Linked DNA regions of Homo sapiens: regions 2, 3 and 4 are each linked to region 1. A link is a contact called in ENCODE Hi-C or POLR2A ChIA-PET data. All regions are on one chromosome and are shown on one strand. The core of a region is the stretch at or near the end of the contact, and the rest is flanking DNA. Distances in the headings are between cores, read along the strand shown.

The links. A loop is a pair of places that touch in the nucleus more often than their neighbours do. ChIA-PET counts read pairs that join two places held with the same protein, here RNA polymerase II (POLR2A). Pooled maps may share reads with other maps.
Region 2: a loop to region 1 is called in a map of CD4-positive, alpha-beta memory T cell, with 9 times the contacts of the local background. The contact joins the promoter of RAVER1 here to the promoter of FBXL12 in region 1. A Hi-C loop is called at or near these places in 1 of 168 maps with a recorded cell type or tissue (CD4-positive, alpha-beta memory T cell) and 8 of 50 pooled maps. POLR2A ChIA-PET finds 5 or more read pairs at or near these places in 5 of 52 experiments (CD4-positive, alpha-beta T cell, GM12878, HEK293T and 2 more).
Region 3: a loop to region 1 is called in a pooled map, with 7 times the contacts of the local background. The contact joins the promoter of KEAP1 here to the promoter of FBXL12 in region 1. A Hi-C loop is called at or near these places in 4 of 50 pooled maps.
Region 4: a map of naive thymus-derived CD4-positive, alpha-beta T cell shows a loop between it and region 1 (8-fold over the local background). The contact joins the promoter of KRI1 here to the promoter of FBXL12 in region 1. A Hi-C loop is called at or near these places in 1 of 168 maps with a recorded cell type or tissue (naive thymus-derived CD4-positive, alpha-beta T cell) and 9 of 50 pooled maps. POLR2A ChIA-PET finds 5 or more read pairs at or near these places in 1 of 52 experiments (naive thymus-derived CD8-positive, alpha-beta T cell).

Annotation. Positions count from the first base shown.
Region 1 is chr19:9,817,633-9,820,332 of GRCh38, reverse strand. FBXL12 (F-box and leucine rich repeat protein 12) reads left to right here and starts at 1,254. Exons shown (of 3, transcript NM_017703.3): 1 at 1,254-1,605; 2 at 1,716-1,788. The coding sequence starts at 1,520. LOC124900430 (small nucleolar RNA SNORA70) reads right to left here and starts at 379; the gene lies at 239-379. It also overlaps the pseudogene RPL10P15. RefSeq lists silencers at 693-842, 1,063-1,152, 1,603-1,762.
Region 2 is chr19:10,332,079-10,334,778 of GRCh38, reverse strand. It overlaps RAVER1 (ribonucleoprotein, PTB binding 1), which reads left to right and starts at 1,250. Exons shown (of 13, transcript NM_133452.3): 1 at 1,250-1,490. The coding sequence starts at 1,272. It overlaps ICAM3 (intercellular adhesion molecule 3), which reads left to right. Exons shown (of 7, transcript NM_002162.5): 5 at 1-251; 6 at 371-619; 7 at 720-1,003. The coding sequence ends at 922. RefSeq lists enhancers at 1-225, 850-989, 1,230-1,449, 940-1,856, 1,857-2,700 and a silencer at 1,622-1,845.
Region 3 is chr19:10,501,909-10,504,608 of GRCh38, reverse strand. It overlaps KEAP1 (kelch like ECH associated protein 1), which reads left to right and starts at 1,253. Exons shown (of 6, transcript NM_203500.2): 1 at 1,253-1,368. RefSeq lists silencers at 1,238-1,857, 1,868-2,147 and enhancers at 1,986-2,541, 2,518-2,700.
Region 4 is chr19:10,564,673-10,567,372 of GRCh38, reverse strand. It overlaps KRI1 (KRI1 homolog), which reads left to right and starts at 1,363. Exons shown (of 19, transcript NM_023008.5): 1 at 1,363-1,467; 2 at 1,583-1,656; 3 at 2,339-2,444. The coding sequence starts at 1,374. CDKN2D (cyclin dependent kinase inhibitor 2D) reads left to right here. Exons shown (of 2, transcript NM_001800.4): 2 at 1-913. The coding sequence ends at 315. RefSeq lists enhancers at 1-174, 1,123-1,690, 1,893-1,942, 1,691-2,258 and a silencer at 1,093-1,622.

The sequences.
Region 1 (2,700 bases), core at 5-2,504:
GAAGCCCCACTTCTTTGAGATGTAGATCTTCTGGCGGCCAGGAAACTTGAACTTGGCCCTGCGCAAGGCCTCAATCGCATGCTCCTTGTTCTGCAGCTTGGTGCGGATGGACATGATAACTTGGCCAATGTCAACCCTGGCCACAGTGCCCTGGGGCTTTCCAAAGGCACCTCACATGCCTGTTTGGAGCCTACATTGTGGTAGTGCAAGGTTAGAAACATGAACATCCATCGGAAAGGCCTGTCTCCAAGGTCCCTTAGAGCAACCCATACAACCAACAGGCTGCGTACACTACCAAGGAAGCTGCTGTGTGCAGCCATTGCACACACACATTTTTATAGTTTCTTGGTGGACTTGCCAATTCAGAAAATATCTGTAGTATCAATGAAAGTGAAAAATTCAACAGGTCCTTTGGCCACGATATTCCAGTAATACAAATTTATCCTTGTGCATAGACATCAAGAAGCATCATTAAGTAAAAAAATAGAGTTCTCTGACTCTCTACCAAGCCATTCGCTCGGGGCCAGACCCACAGGCCTCGCCCCGCCTCAACCACGCCTTCATGGCGTAGTCTTCTCCCTGTCTCCGTCCCCCGCTCCCCACCTTCCGAGCGTCTCCATCGCTCCCCAGCCACGCCCTTGGCGCCTGGTCCTGCTGCAGCCTGGTTTCCGTCCAGACCACGACCTCTCGGCTAGGTCCTCGTCGTCAACCCCGCCCCCAAGGTCTCGCCCCGCCCCAGCCCCGCCTTCCAGCGGTTGTCCGAGCCTCTACCCGCCCTAGCCACGCCTCCAAGGCGTGGTTCTCGTCTGCAGCCCCACCTAGGCCTCGCCCCGCTCCAGCCGCGCCTTCCGGGCTTGATCCTCGCCCCACCCCAGCCACGCCTTCTGGACTTGGTCCTCGTCTCTAGCCCCGCCCCCTAGCCGCGCCCCAGCCCCGCCTTCTGGACTTGGTTCCGTTCTCTGGCTCCGCCCCTGAGCCTCGCCCAACTCCAGCGACGCCTTCCGGGCTTGGGCCTCGCCTCTAGCCCCGTCCCCGGGTCTCGCCCCTCCCCAGCCACGCCTTCCGGACTTGGTCCCCGTCTCTAGCCCCGCCTCCGATCCTCGCCCCACCCCAGCCACGCCTTCCGGACTTGGTCCTGGTCTCTAGCCCCGCCTCCGATCCTCACCCCACCCCGGCCACGCCTTCCGGACTTGGTCCTCGTCTCTAGCCCCGCCTCCGAGCTTCGCCTCACTCCAGCCCCGCCTTCTGGACTTGGTCTTAGTTCCCAGTCGCGGCCAAATCACGCCTCAGCCACCTCCCGCAAGCCTCTCACTGCCTCAGCCACGCTTTCCAGGCTGGTTTCTGGTCCCCATCCGCGGCTGGTCCGGCCCTGGGACCGAATCACTTCCCAGCGAGAGGAAGGTCAAATTTCTCGACCGGCTACGGGAAGGTCGCGGCCGCCGCCCTGTCAGCCGCCTCGGCGCCCCCAGGACCCCTCGGGTCTCTTTAACCGGAAGCGGAAGTGCGTGTCGGCGGGATCATGGCGACTTTGGTCGAACTGCCGGACTCGGTCCTGCTCGAGATCTTCTCTTACCTCCCGGTACGGGACCGGATCCGCATCTCCAGGTGCGGCCCCGCCTCCGGGGGGAAGGGCAGGGCGGAGGGCGCAGCTGGCACCTGGAGATGCGATGTGGCCCGGGGCTGGGGTCGTTCTAACCGCGCGTCCCCTCCCCCAGGGTCTGTCACCGCTGGAAGAGGCTGGTGGACGACCGGTGGCTGTGGCGACATGTCGACCTGACGCTCTACACGGTACGCGCAGCTGGCCGGGCGGGCCTGGGCCGCGGTCGCGGTGCCCGGACCCCGAAGACCACCTCTCCCACCCTGGGACTGTGTGTCGGGGCCCGGGCTGGGGATTTAGAGCCAGGCGATCCGGGGCCTATCTCGGCATCATCGCTTACCAGCTCCTCTTCGACCTCAGGGCCTCAATTTCCTCATCCCTGCAATGGGGATAAAGGACAGTACCTGCCTCACGGGGCTATTATGGGACTTCACTGAGATCACGCAGGGAAAGGGCTTAGAACAGTCTGGCACATATTTATCATTCGATAAATGCTAATTTATGACTATGTTATCAAGTTTTTGTTTTGTTTTTGAGACAGAGTCTCGCTCTGCTGCTCAGGCTGGAGTGCAGTGGTGCGATTGCAGCCTCGACCTCCCAAGCTCAAGCGATCCTCTCGCATCAGCCTCCTGAGTAGCTGGAACCACGGGCGCTCGCCACTACACCTGCTAATTTTTTATTTTTTGTAGAGACGGAGTCTCACTATGCTGCCCAGGCTGGTCTCGAACTCCTGGGCTCAAGTGATTCTCCCGACTTAGCCTCCCAAAGTGTTCAGATTACAGGCATGAGCCACAGCAACTGGCTCAAAACATTTATAGATATATTTGTTGCCCTTTTTGAAACTGTCTTCATAGATAATTGCTATTATAAAGTGAATTTGCACCCTTCCTTTTACGTTACTTCATATGTGTGTGTCCAAAAACAATTATAGTGTTAGTAATGTATTTCTGAACTTCGGGTAATGCTGTTCTACTATTTAGATAGTGTTCTACTTTTAAACAATTTTACTGTATATATCCATCTGTAACTCCCTTTAATACAGTTGCTTTTGAAGTTCTTTTTTTAAGGACAGAGTCTTGCTATGTTGCCCAGGATGGTCTCGA
Region 2 (2,700 bases), core at 1-2,500, 510 kb before region 1:
CCTAGGACCCATTGTGAACCTCAGCGAGCCCACCGCCCATGAGGGGTCCACAGTGACCGTGAGTTGCATGGCTGGGGCTCGAGTCCAGGTCACGCTGGACGGAGTTCCGGCCGCGGCCCCGGGGCAGCCAGCTCAACTTCAGCTAAATGCTACCGAGAGTGACGACGGACGCAGCTTCTTCTGCAGTGCCACTCTCGAGGTGGACGGCGAGTTCTTGCACAGGAACAGTAGCGTCCAGCTGCGAGTCCTGTGTGAGTCGGTCACCCTGACCTTTAATCCCTCCACCCCTGCCCTGGAAAGATTAGACGCTCCTCTGCACCACTGTGCCTCGGGTGTGTTGGGTGTCTGATCACACATGGTGGTTCCACAGATGGTCCCAAAATTGACCGAGCCACATGCCCCCAGCACTTGAAATGGAAAGATAAAACGAGACACGTCCTGCAGTGCCAAGCCAGGGGCAACCCGTACCCCGAGCTGCGGTGTTTGAAGGAAGGCTCCAGCCGGGAGGTGCCGGTGGGGATCCCGTTCTTCGTCAACGTAACACATAATGGTACTTATCAGTGCCAAGCGTCCAGCTCACGAGGCAAATACACCCTGGTCGTGGTGATGGACATTGAGGGTGAGCTAACACGGGGCTGCGGGTCTGGACCGGTAAGCCGGGGGGCGGGGGGGTTGGAGACAGAAGGGACGCATATTGACTTAGCGCTTTCTCTGCACAGCTGGGAGCTCCCACTTTGTCCCCGTCTTCGTGGCGGTGTTACTGACCCTGGGCGTGGTGACTATCGTACTGGCCTTAATGTACGTCTTCAGGGAGCACCAACGGAGCGGCAGTTACCATGTTAGGGAGGAGAGCACCTATCTGCCCCTCACGTCTATGCAGCCGACAGAAGCAATGGGGGAAGAACCGTCCAGAGCTGAGTGACGCTGGGATCCGGGATCAAAGTTGGCGGGGGCTTGGCTGTGCCCTCAGATTCCGCACCAATAAAGCCTTCAAACTCCCTAATCTGTGGTTTGATTCCACCCGCGCTGCAAGTCTCTCCCACCCAGGTGCACATCCACTGAGTAGCGTCGCTGCGACGGAAGGGGGCGGGGCCTGTGGCGCGCAGACGCAGCTTGAACTCTTGAGAGGTGGGCTGGGGCTTAGCCAACGGGGCAAGGGGGGCGGGAAGGAGGTGGGGTTTCTCCCAGCCAATCGACGGGCGCGCCCTCGTTGCCGCTCTATGCCGCTCCGCCCCGGCTCGCTGGTCCCAGAAGGCGCCGGGTTTCCCAAGATGGCGGCGGACGTGTCCGTTACTCACCGGCCCCCGCTGAGCCCTAAGTCTGGGGCCGAAGTCGAAGCCGGCGATGCCGCGGAGCGCCGGGCGCCGGAAGAAGAGCTGCCGCCTCTAGATCCAGAAGAGATCCGGAAACGCCTGGAACACACCGAGCGCCAGTTCCGTAACCGCCGCAAGATACTGATCCGGGGCCTCCCGGGGGACGTGACCAACCAGGTATTGGGGGGGGCGGTGTAGGAGCGTGGCGGGAAATACCACGGTGCGCGTGCGCGGGGGGAACCGGGCGACACCAACGCTGAGGTGCGCGGGGGTCGTTGGCGGGGGCGCCCAAGCACCGGATCCACGCGGGATCGGGAGAGACCAAGAGCGGGACGTGGGGGGGCGATGATGAAAGGGGAAACCGACTGCGAAGTGAGGGAGGGCGTTGCTAGGGGCGACCACAGGCTTGGGCGACACCAAGTGATGGAAGCGGGCGGGGAATGGAAGGGGGCGGACAGCTTTGGTCCTGTTGGGGAATTGTGAATGGGCTGGTACATTGGACCACCAGTTGCCCCCTGCTTGGATGATGCTTTTCTCCACCCACTCTACCACAGGGTGGCGGGACCTCACATCCAGAAGTTTCAGGACTGCGGAGAGTACGCCCCTCCATATCACGCGTTTATTCACTGCTCTCAGAGATAAATCCGGAAGTTAACAGCAGCCCCTGGGTCTCAGCCCCCAAAACCTCAGGATTAATTTGGGAAAATGGGGTCTTCTGCCACCAGCCTACAGACCTACAGGAAGGAAGCGAGGCCTGTGTTCTATGGAGCCCCTCGTGGCTAATCTTCCTGCTAGGAGTGCCCTTCTCATGGGGCCAGCATGGGGCAGCGCTTCCCAATGCTCTTTGGACCCAGGGAAATGGCATCTATACTGCCCTGCCCTATGGCGGTGAAATAGGTTCTCGCTTCCTGCTGCTGAGATTCCCTGCTCTCCGGCCCACCAGCACACCGGGTGGGCACGTGGCTAGTGGAACCCCAGGGATGTTGGGAGGGGCTGAATTTGGGGACAGATCGGGACAGGGATCATTAAGGATGGTCAGGTTTCTTTCTGGGTCTTCCTCTCAGTGTCTGCAGTCTCTCAGCTGGGAACACATTGTCTCTCCTGCAAGATGCACAGTGTGTCTGGTCCCAGCAGGCGCCAGCACTTTGCCTTCAAAGCTGGCTTGAGAGGCTGGGCATGGTGGCTCATCCCTTTAATCCCAGCACTTTGAGAGGCTGAGGCAAGAGGCTGTATTGAGCCCAAGGGTTCGAGACTAGCCTGGGCGGTATAGTGAAACCCTCATCTCTACAAAAAATTTTTAAAAATTAGCCAGGCATGGTGGTGCGTGCCTGTAGTCCCAGCTACGCAGGAGGCTGAGGTGGGAGGATCACTTGAGCCTAGGAGGTTG
Region 3 (2,700 bases), core at 4-2,503, 680 kb before region 1:
AGCCAGGATGGTCTCGATCTCCCGACCTCGTGATCCGCCTGCCTCGGCCTCCCAAAATGCTGGGATTACAGGTGTGAGTCACCGCGCCCGGCCCCGCATTTAGTCTTAATGATAATCTGGTAGGTAGGTGCTATTATATTATTACTTTTTATAGAGAGGAAACTGAACCATAGAGAACTAAGTAAGCGCCCACGGGCACTGAGCTGGTAAGAGGCAGATCCAGGGTTTGAACCCCCCAAAGACGGGTGCCACACGCCTCTTGATAGGAAGTAAATCAAAAATAAAGACAAGGAAGGCCGGGCGCGGTGGCTCACGCCTGTAATCCCAACACTTTGGGAGGCCGAGGCGGGCGGATCATGAGGTCAGGGGTTTGAGACCATCCTGGCCAACATGGTGAAACCCCATCTGTACTAAAAATACAAAAAATTAGCTGGGTATGATGGCGGGCGCCTGTAATCCCAGCTACTCGGGAGGCTGAGGCAGAATTTTTTGAACCCGGGAGGCGGAGGTTGCAGTGAGCCAAGATCGAGCTACTGCACTCCAGCCCAGGTGACAGTGAGAGACTCTGTCTCAATTAAAAAAAAAAAAAAAAAAAAAAGACAAGGAAAACCTGAGGCCTGGGCACAGCGCCTCACACCTATAATCCCAGAACTTTGGGAGGCCAATGGAGTCAGGATCTCTTAAACCCAGGTGTTCAAGACCAGCCTGGGCAACATTGCGAGACCCCATCTCTACAGAAAAACAAACAAACAAACAAAAACTAAAAATTAGCCGGGTGTGGTGGCGCCTGTCTGTGGTCCCAGCTACTCAGGAGGCTGAGGTGGGAGGATCGCTTGAGGCCAGGAGCTCAAGGCTGCAGTGAGCCGCGATTGCGCCACTGCACTCCAGCCTGGGCGTGCAGATCAGAGCGAGACCTTGTCTCTAAAGGAAAAAAAAAAAGAAAGAAAGAAAGAAAAGAAAAGAAAAGAAAACCTAGCGAGGTAGATAATTTTCCCTAGATCCTGCGGCCGCCGGACCACGAGGCCGGCGCTGTGCGTTGTTAAAAGGAGAATAGCAGATGGTGGCGCGCAGCCCCGCGAGGAGACATCCAGCAACGAAATCGGGAGATGGAAGGGACAGTGAGAAGGGGGGCCTGGCTGTGCGCCCCCGCCCGATGCCCCACTCCTCGCCGACGGGCGCCGGGCACCTGCGGGAAGGGCGGGAGAATCGCCGCTCCTTTCCCGCCGCGCCCTTTCCGCCCTCTCCCCGCCTCCTTTTCGGGCGTCCCGAGGCCGCTCCCCAACCGACAACCAAGACCCCGCAGGCCACGCAGCCCTGGAGCCGAGGCCCCCCGACGGCGGAGGCGCCCGCGGGTCCCCTACAGCCAAGGTAAGGCAGGAATCTCCTGGACTGGGTCGCGGTCCCCCGGCTTCCCGGAAGCGCAGTGCGCGGGTGGCATCACTGTGCCCGGAGCCCCTGCGCGCCCCGGCCATCCCCACCCCGAGGGACCCCCTACGGAGGCGACCTGGGGGCTGAGGTGAGCGCTTGGGCAGCAGCGACGGGGAGGGGTGTCCACCCCACCCCTGGTGCGGGCCGGGGCGCGCAGGCCTGGAACTCGGGGTTCAGACTCCCCGCGACTCGGACCACGCGGCTAAGCGCGCTCAGGGTCGCGTGCCCCCGCCCCGCCGCCATGCTGGGCGCCGTGGTGGCCGCGCAGCTGGGCGACAGCAGGCGTGGGCGGGGGTGGGGAGCGGCCCCTCAGCGGTCCCTACCGCCTGAGGCCAGGGCCCGGGGACTTTTATTGTGACACGGCGGGCGCCCGGCTCTGCTTAGTCATGGTGACCTGCGCGCGCTCCGCGCCTCCCCCACGCGCAGCGATGGAGGCGCCGGGGCTCGGGCGGTGGAGGCGGAGCCGGAGCGCGGCCATGGCGGGGTGAGTGAGGCGGGATGTGCCCGGGCTGCGGGCATCGCGGGCCGCGAGCGCCCCTGCGGCCGTGCCCGGAGACCAGGAAAACGGGCGCCACGGCCCAGGGCGCCTCCGAGTTCCCCGCCAGGACTCGGAGGGCCAGGAGGGCGCGACCTGGGTGGATATTTTTGTTGGACGGCGCAACTCTTGGGGTGGCCCGGGAGCGGCGGAAACCGAGCGAGAGAACCAGGAGGCGCTGCGCAGAAGGAGGCCCGGGGGCTCCGAGGCGTTGAGGGGCTCGATCTGCGTTCTGGGGTTGGCAGCCGAGAGGCCGCGGTGGGGTCACTTCCTCGCCTCACTGGGCCTGGTGGAGGCTCAGGAGGGGCATGCGCAGTCGCCCACTTGCCGCTTTGTAGGGTGGGGGAAGTGCCCGGTGCCCAAGGGGCATTGTTGACCGATTGGCCAAAGACCAAGAGGCAAACCCAGGGCCTTGGCACCAGAGTGGGGGCCGAGTGGCACCCAGGGAGGGTGGAGGAGGCCGCTCTGGCAGGCACGGTGGCAGGGCAGTTAGCCAACCACCCGTTTATTGACCCCTGCGCAGTGCCAGGCCCCAGGCGAGAGGCACAGGAGAGGGTTGGCCCGACGCCGACCTACATAGGTCTCCCTGCCATTTGAGGCGCTGGGGCCGGGGACGAGAGACAGTCGATCAACAGACAAGCAAAGGAGGTCATTTCAGTTCCTGACAAGCGCAGTGATGACAATAAAACAGGGAAGAGGAGACTTTGAGTTGAGTCCCAGAAAGAGGGGAGTGAGAA
Region 4 (2,700 bases), core at 114-2,613, 750 kb before region 1:
CAAGGTGCCAGCCCCAATGTCCAGGACACCTCCGGTACCAGTCCAGTCCATGACGCAGCCCGCACTGGATTCCTGGACACCCTGAAGGTCCTAGTGGAGCACGGGGCTGATGTCAACGTGCCTGATGGCACCGGGGCACTTCCAATCCATCTGGCAGTTCAAGAGGGTCACACTGCTGTGGTCAGCTTTCTGGCAGCTGAATCTGATCTCCATCGCAGGGACGCCAGGGGTCTCACACCCTTGGAGCTGGCACTGCAGAGAGGGGCTCAGGACCTCGTGGACATCCTGCAGGGCCACATGGTGGCCCCGCTGTGATCTGGGGTCACCCTCTCCAGCAAGAGAACCCCGTGGGGTTATGTATCAGAAGAGAGGGGAAGAAACACTTTCTCTTCTTGTTTCTCCTGCCCACTGCTGCAGTAGGGGAGGAGCACAGTTTGTGGCTTATAGGTGTTGGTTTTGGGGGTGTGAGTGTTTGGGGGACGTTTCTCATTTGTTTTTCTCACTCCTTTTGGTGTGTTGGACAGAGAAGGGCTCCTGCAGGCCACAGCCACCTAAACGGTTCAGTTTCTTCTGCGCCTCAGGCTGCTGGGGCCTCAGACGAGACCCAAGGGCAGAGCATTTAAGAGTGAAGTCATGACCTCCAGGGAGCCTAGAAGCTGGTGGCCTTGGCCGGCTGTGCTCAGAGACCTGAAGTGTGCACGTTGCTTCAGGCATGGGGGGTGGGGGGAGCGTCCCAAATCAATAAGAAGGTAGAATGAGTTATGAGTTATTCATATTCTGTTGGAAGCTTGTTTTCCAGTCTCTTGTACAGCGTTTTAAAAGAAATGGATTCTATTTATTATGCTTTATTGGAAAAAATGTTGTAATAATTTAATGTTTTTACCCATTAAATTAAGACTTGTGCATGATCACAGCACGGGTGGCTTCTGATTTTTGAGTCTGGGATGGAGAGTTACACATCCCGGATGTTGATGGGGATGAGGACGGGGGTCGCGGATCGTGGATGTGGTGGGTGAGGGGAGAGAATAGTAATTCCCAGGGCGCCAGGGTGAGTGAGCTGGGTGGGGCAGCGGTTTTCGCTGTCGGAACGGAAGGGAAGCAGGAAACCGCGAGTGGAGAAAGGGCCCCCAGATGTCAGCTGGGTGCCCGGAGCACAGGGGGTGGGGCGGGTGGGCGGTGGCCGCGGCCTTCCCCGCAGGGGCGTAGCCGTGGGCGGTGACTGCGGTGATGAGGCGAAAGGGATCCCGGAAAAGCCAGGGGCGGGGTTAGCAGCGGTACGCCTCGTTTACAAGTGGATGCGGGCGGGACTGAGGGCGGCCCCGCCCCGTCCAGGGCTTCCTCAATGCGCGTGCGCAATGGGCCACAGAACCGCCATGCCGGAACCGCGCGGGTCGTCGCAGCTGCGGGTGAACGCGGCGTTTGCCGCGCGGTACAACCGCTACCGGGAGCGCGAGGAACTGCAGCGGCGTGAGTGCGGGGCGCATGCGCGCGGGAGCCTGCGCGCGCCGGCCGGTTGGGAAGTGGGGAGTCGAGTGGCCCCGCCGGCTGACCTGGGGGGGGGCATCCCGTCTGTGTCCCGCAGTGAAGGATCGCTACGGGGACCGAGACAGCAGCAGCGACTCCAGCTCCGAGTCGGACTCAAGCGACGAGCGCGTGGTGCGCGTCCCCGCCCCGTCCTGGACGTGCGGAGGCGTCCAAGCCCCCCTCTGCACCCCGACCCCGATGTAGACGGGGGGGAACCCCCAACCCCAGAGCGCCCTGCGGGAGCGTCCCATCCTCCGCTCCCCATCCCATGAGGGACAGACAGTGCCCCCCCTCTCCCCAGGGGAGCCAAATCCCCGTTATTTTCTCTCCCCTGCCACGATCCCCACCTGCCCACTCTGATGTGTGGGGCGACTCTGTCCCCCAAGAACCCCCCCTTTCCTCTTTCATCCTCAAGAGTCTAGCCATTTTTTAGTGTACTCCTTGCGCCACGTGGGGCGCCCAACTTCTCACATCAGCCCTGATCCTGGCCCCACTGTGCGGCCTGGCCCAGCCCCTCCCCGCTGTCTCTCTTGTGCCCTCAGCCCACCTGCCCCTTGTCAAGTCTTTGTCTTCCCCAGGAATTACCTTCTCCTTGCCCCTCACCTTCCTCTACCCATATCCTGTACCTACCTGTGGCCTGCCCCTGCCCACCCCAAGAGGGCCCCTCTCCCTCCTGCTGTTTGACCACCTGTTTGACCTCCCCAGCCAGATCCACCCCCCTCCATCCTAATCCCTACGCTGAGCTCACCTGCTGGCGCCAGGGCTCTTATTATCTCCCTTCTGAAATCTATCCCCAACCCTTTTCCTGCCCTAGGAATTTGATCCCCAGCAGGAGCGGGACTTTTACAAAACGCTCTCCTTGTTGAAGAAGAAGGACCCCCGCATTTATCAGAAAGATGCCACCTTCTATAACAGAACAGGTCCGGGGCCACTCCTGTCTAAACCTCTCCTTCCTCTGGAGCAGAATCCGGGGTCCTTTCCTGACTGTGGATTCAGAGAAGTGACTTGACTTCTCTGAGCCTCTTTTCCTGTCTGTAAAGTATATCTAACGGTAGCATCTCCCCTCAGGGCTGTTTTAAGGATAGATTGGGATTTACCCAGTTTACACAGTTCATCTGTTTTGACTATTGAATGAATTGCTTCACAAGTCACAAGTCCTTAGCAGAGCCTAGGTTA